Linked DNA regions of Mus musculus: region 1 is linked to region 2. Evidence: chromatin loops called from intact Hi-C (ENCODE). Cell type or tissue: heart. All regions are shown on one strand. Links, peaks and the distances in the headings refer to the core of each region. The heading gives the core; the rest is flanking DNA. Region 1 holds the start of Adgre5 (adhesion G protein-coupled receptor E5). Region 2 holds the start of Samd1 (sterile alpha motif domain containing 1).

What was found. Hi-C counts contacts between places; a loop is a spot of excess contacts. Peaks named below come from ENCODE experiments on the same cell type or tissue, not always from the same donor. Only the 100,000 strongest peaks of a DNase experiment are listed, where the experiment ranks them.
Region 1: a loop joins it to region 2, with 3 times the contacts of the local background. A loop is called at or near these places in 1 of 42 quality-filtered maps.

The regions. Positions count from the first base shown.
Region 1 is chr8:83,739,991-83,742,808 of GRCm38, reverse strand. Adgre5 (adhesion G protein-coupled receptor E5) reads left to right here and starts at 1,498. Exons shown (of 20, transcript NM_011925.2): 1 at 1,498-1,702. The coding sequence starts at 1,672. It overlaps Gm46046 (predicted gene, 46046), which reads right to left and starts at 1,523. Exons shown (of 2, transcript NR_168527.1): 1 at 1,193-1,523. In heart, for the core only: a CTCF peak has its summit at 1,653; DNase peaks (open chromatin) are centred at 1,578, 2,508 and 2,558; H3K4me3 peaks cover 1,945 bases; H3K27ac peaks cover 1,825 bases.
Region 2 is chr8:83,997,093-83,999,988 of GRCm38, reverse strand. Samd1 (sterile alpha motif domain containing 1) reads right to left here and starts at 2,473. Exons shown (of 5, transcript NM_001081415.2): 1 at 1,424-2,473; 2 at 749-1,046; 3 at 569-665; 4 at 362-473; 5 at 1-272. The coding sequence starts at 2,317. The coding sequence ends at 114. In heart, for the core only: a CTCF peak has its summit at 1,234 (motif pointing right); DNase peaks (open chromatin) are centred at 878, 968, 1,408, 2,148 and 1 weaker place; H3K4me3 peaks cover 2,500 bases; H3K27ac peaks cover 1,366 bases; H3K27me3 peaks cover 343 bases.

The DNA of each region.
Region 1 (2,818 bases), core at 319-2,818, 260 kb after region 2:
TTGAACCCAGAATTTACTAAGGTAAAAGGAAGGCCTGACACCCCTGGTAGTTTATGCCTGTGATCCCAGCAGGCTTAGGCTTTGGAGACAGGAAGTCAGGAGTTCAGTGCCATCCTAGGCTACATAGAGTTGAAAGACAGCCTGGGCTGTTTGAGACCAGACCGTGTTTCAGAGAAAAAAAGAAAAAGAAAATCAATATTTTGAAAAATCACTAGATGTGTCTGAGAATGTAGTTCCCTTGGTAGAGTGCTTGTCCAGCATACACAAAGCCTTGGGTTTGGCATTCTTCCCGCCCCCAACACACACACATGAAAAGAAACCATAGTTACACAAGTAACTCAAACAGGAAGCCAGTGTACATCACATGACTCTCTATAGACTGTGGCAAGGTCAGTGCGTGTAACCAAAAAGCCCTGCCGTGGTAAGCCATGTCCCGTGGTCAAAGCTCTCTCTTCCTCTATTTTAAGTCCTTATTACGTTTTTTGTTTGTTTATTTGTTTTGGCTTTTTGAGACAGGGTTTCTCTGTGCAGTCCTGGCTGTCCTGGAACTCACTCTCTAGACCAGGCTGGCCTCGAACTCAGTAATCCGCCTGCCTCTGCCTCTCAAGTGCTGGGATTACAGGCATGCGCCACCACTGCCCGGCCCCTTATTACGTTTTATTTATTGACTTGTTTATTTAGTGTTTGGGTTTGTGTGTGGCACCGTGTGCCCGTGAAGGTCAGAGGACAACTTCCAGGAGTTGGCTCTCTCCTTCCATCATGGAGGTCCTGGGTATCAGAAATCAGGTCGTTAGGTTTTGGGGCAAGTGCCTTTACCCGCTGAACCATCTTGGTAGCACTTCCCTCCCCCACTTTATTATTTTTTATTTTTGCGATAGACTCATGCTTCGTAGGCCTGGCTGGCCTGCAACTCTTAAGTGGCCAAAAACGGCCTCCGGTTTAGCCTCTGCTTTCCAGAGAACGGTATTAGTATAGGCCAACGCAGCCATGCCATGACCCCTTGTCTTTTTGGGCAAGGTCTTTTGTAGCGCGGGCAGGCTTCAAAAGCGACAAAACGGAGGATGAGTTGAACTCCTGATTAGTGCTGGGATTACAGGCTAGCGGTCCTCTGCCGGCTTATGTGGCTTTGAGGCTAGACAGGGCCTCGGGCAGGTTAAGCAAGCACTGCGCACACTGAGCCGCATCTCCAAACCTTGATGTCTCTCGTTCCTGGACAGTCAGCCCGGCAGGACCCTCAGTCCTCTTCTGGTTCTTATTTGGCCCCTGGCTTCTCTGAACTTCAGTTTCTCTCTTGGAAAAGAAGCCGACAAGTCCTGCTGATGGGAAAGGCGAGGGTCGCCCAGGACATCGTTCGGGTGGGAGCTCCACCCAGCTCTGTCCGATGTGCCTGGTCCCCGTCCCAGGACGCCTGAACCACACCACCCAGCTCCCCGCGGGGGCGGGTGTCGGAGCCGCGCGCGGGGGGGGGGGGGGAGGAATGTTGCGTTTGTTCCAGACGCGGGCGCGCGGCGCGCCCTGGGTCTGTTTCCCCGGCACTTTCCTGTTACTTTCCAGCGGGGAGGACAGTTCCGGGGAGGGCCCTGCTCACGCCCGCTGCATAAAAGCCCAGCCCAGCCGGCCGCCACAGCCCTCTATCAACCCCAGACGCTGTCCGTTCCGTGCCGCGCCACCATGAGGGGCGTCAGATGCCCCGGCCTGCTTGGTGAGACCTCGGGGTTGCGCGGAGCCGGGAGGGAACTCGCGGGACGTGGCCAGGAGGGGCAGGGACAGTCGAAGCCGGCGCACCTGTGCGCCCCAGAGGGCTCTCCAGGGGGTGTCAGATCCTAATGGGCTTGAGTGTTGCCAGTTTGGAGACTAAGAGGGAGAAACTGAGGCACGGGGGCAGTTAAAGAGGGTAACAAAGCAGGCATGGTGTCACAGGGCATTAGGGAGGCTGAGGCAGCAGGGTCACCAATTTCAGGTCAGCTTGTGCTACACAGCAAGACCCTGTCTCAAAAGAACAAAAGAAAAAGAAATGCAGGCTAGAGGCTGGGGTGGTGCCGAGGTCAAGAGCATTAAGAGAGGACCTGGCTGGGTCCCAGCACCTATATGGTGGCTCACAAGTGTCTGTAACTCCAGTTCCTGGGGATTCACACTGTCTTCTGCATCCACGGGCAACAGACATGCAGTGCACAGACATACATGCAGTGTACAATAATACATGCAGTGCACAAACATACATGCAGGCAAAACACATACAGTTTAAAAAAAAAAAAAGCTAAAAAGAACTGTAGGTTAAAGTACACTTTGCAAACTGTTGCCCAAACAGACGCTCTCAATGTGAAGAGAAACCCACGTGAGGGTGCCCATTTCTTCGAGGGTGGGAACTCCCCCTGCCCCAGTCTGTCCCCTGCTGTCTCCGTGCCAGGAACAGGCAGAGAATCTCCTTGGGACTTGTCTGGGACGGAGCTGCTGGCTGAAAGGAACTTACCAGGCTGTGGTTTGAACTTGGCTTTCATCATGACTTTCCCGCCCCACCCTGGGTGCCTCAACCGTTGTTTGATGGCTAAGTCACCTAAGTAACTTGACAACAAACAGTGAAAAAATGGAACGGGGCACCAGCTGGAGTTACCCCAAGATATGGAACTTGGGGCACAAACTGGGGTCACCCTAACCACAATGACTGGCCTGAGTGCTAGTGACAGGTGGCAGGCAGCTCAGTAGCCATGGACCTAGAACCAGGAAATAGAGTCCCAGGGTGTCACAGTTGGTGGCAAACAGCTGCAGGGGCCTGCCTGGCTGTCACTAAGCTGGGTCACAGTGACTTTGGGCTGCACTT
Region 2 (2,896 bases), core at 109-2,608:
CCCCCTCCCTGGAGTCTGTTAGGAAGGTTGAGTGTACCCATGCCCAGCTCCTGGACTATGGAGCCGCCCTGGGTGCAGTCTGGACTGGTTGGGGTGGGGACATGGCTGGGTGCTCAGCCTAGAAGGCCATCAGGATCATCATCCTCAAAGTGGCCTTGCTGAAGCACCTTGATGTGGTGCTCGTAGATCTTCAGGGCTGGGCCCAGGCGAATGGATAGGCCAGTGAGCACATCTGTCCGTTGCATGAGCAACAAAGACTTGCCATCAATTTCCTGGGCAGGACAGAAACGGGCAGGGTCAGTGAACACCCGTGAGGCCCTCTGTGCGTACACACACCTGTAGGCCCAGGCTGGGAACTCACCTGCTCTTGAAAAGCAGTGGCCTGCTCTGGGAAGCCCGCCTCAGTGAAGTATTCCACCACATCCATGACTGTCCACTCCACTGGGTCTGTCGGCTTCTCCTTGCGCCCGGGACTGCATCAGAATGGAGAGCAACAGTGACCTTGACACAGCTCTGATTGCCTAACACCCAGGTGCTAACCCCCAACGCTCCCAATGCCTCAACTTACGGACAGCCAAAAGGTGTCCCATCAGCCCCAGGTAGAGCTGGTTTTCCTGGAGGCAAAGGCACCGGAGATGGAGAATCTGGAGCTGCTCCAACACAAGCTGGGAAAGGAAAAGCAGAGGGCAGTCAGGCTAGGGATCACAGCTCCCTGCTCAGCACTGCCCCAATCCAGAGGGGGCCTTACCTGATCCCCCTTCTTTATTCACAGCTGTCATCGGGAACACCTGCCGTGTGCAGCTGCCAGGTGCTGGTCCCCGTCCTTCATCCTGGCCCTGGTAGGGTCCACAGGGCGACCACTCCTTGACCCTCTCCTTAGCACTCTGAGGGCCCCGCTCTCCATTAATCTGATGGTGCTGAGCACCTGCGGGGCGGTCACTCTCGGGCACTTCTGAGCCCTCAGATACATTGTCCTCCTCCTCCTCCTCCTCGTCTTCATCCTCATCTTCCTCTTCTTTCTCAAACACCCGTTCTTCTCCACCTCTCTGGGGCCAGAGAAAGAAGCAGGCAGAGTTAGAGCTCTTCTAGTCCCAGATGAAATCCAGTGTCCGACGCCACCTTTGACAACAACACGGAGTAACTTTTACGCTGTGCTGTCGTTTCCGTGCCAGGTTCTGGGTTAATAAAGCCCTCAATAGCCAAGTCTTACTAAACTCGTTCAACTACCCCCAGGGGTCGCTACTGTCAGCAATCCACGTTTACAGCCGAGGAAACTGAGGCTCCCGCAGATCAGATCACTGACCAAGACCACCGCGTTCGGAGTCCACGGGGACCGTGGGCGAATCCCGGCCACCTGACGTCCCGCTCCCTCCCGGGACTCTGGTCCCCGCCAACTTCGCCCGCACCTGCCCGGTGCGCTCACCTTGCTCCGCGCCGCGCGTGCGCTAGCGGCCGGCGGCGCCCGTCCCGGCCTGTCTCCGCGGGGTAGCGCGAGCGCTCCCAGGCGGGTGCGCTCCAGACGGCCTCGCGCCGCTTCCTCTTCCAGCAGCCCCTGCACGCGGCCGCGAGTGAGGCGGCCGCTGGCGCCGCCACTGCCCCCGAGGTAGCGCACGACTTCCCGCAGGCTCACGGGCCGCGCCGGGCCGCCCGCCCGCGCCGCGCCCCCCTCCGGCGGCGGCTGTGGCTGCGGCGGTGGCGGCTGCTGCTGCTGTGGCGGCGCCGGCGGCTCCCGGGCGGCGACGGCGGGCGGCGGTGCACGGCGCGGGCCGGCTGGGGGCGCCGCGGCCGGGGGCGCGGCGGGCGCTGGTGGCGGCGCGGCCAGGGGCGCGGCCCGCTGCGCCCGGGGACCCGGCTGCGCGGGGCCGGGAGAAGGGGGCGCTGTGGCGGCGGCCGCGCGGGGCGCCCGGGTCGGGGCGGCGACGGGCGCGGGCGGCGGGGCGGGCGTGGGCGGCGGCGCGGCGGGGCCCCCGCGGGGGACGCGCGGCGGGGCGGGTGGGGTGGCTCCGCGGCGGGGCGGCTGGACGCGCGCCGCGTTGCGGTACGAGATGCTCCCCTTGTAGCTGACCCGGAGCACGGCGCGCTGCTGGATCAGTTTCTCGAGCTCCGCGCGCGTGCGCTCCGGCTCCGGGCCGTGCCGCCGCCGCACCATCCGGCAGATGCGCTCCAGGTCCGGCCGCGCCTTGCGCGAGCGCAGCGAGTCGATGGTGTCCAGAATCCACTCTTGGTAGTGCGGGGAAGCGGCGGACGACGAGGCGGCGGCCGCCGTGGTGGCGGCCGCCGCCGTCTCCGGCGGGGGTAGGGCCGGGGGCCCCGCCATGCCTCCCGCCCGGCCCGGCTGCACGGTGCGCGCTGCCTCCCTCCCAGCGCGGCGCCCCCTCCCCGCTCCCCTCCCTCCGCCGCTGCCCGCCTCCTCCGCCTCCCCCCGGGGGGCGCAGCGCCTCGGCGGAGCGGCGGCGGCGCTGCTGTTTCTTCGCAAAAAAAAAAAAAAAAAAAAAAAAAAAAAAGCGAGAGAGAGGAGAGCGCGCGAGAGAGACAGAAAAAAAAATAGTGAGAGAGAAAGAAAAGAGGAAAAAAATATGCACACACTCACTCACTCGCACGCACGCACACAACAGCCCCGCTTCTGCTGGGCGCGCGCGGGGCCGGGGATGCGAGGAGGGAGGAGGGGAGCGCGGCGCGGCCGGCCCCTCCCCGCCGCCGCCGCACGCGCGCCCTGCGCCCGGGACACTCCGGCCCCCCTTCCTGCTCGCCCTCCCCCGCTGCCCGCCTTCCTCGCTCCCTCCCACCCCCACGCGCCCGCTTTTAAGGTGGAGCCCGGGCCCCCGCCCGCCCCGTGTACCCGTCGCTCTAGCTCACTCCGGCTCGCTCCGGCCCCCCCTTACAACTCCCGCGCGCT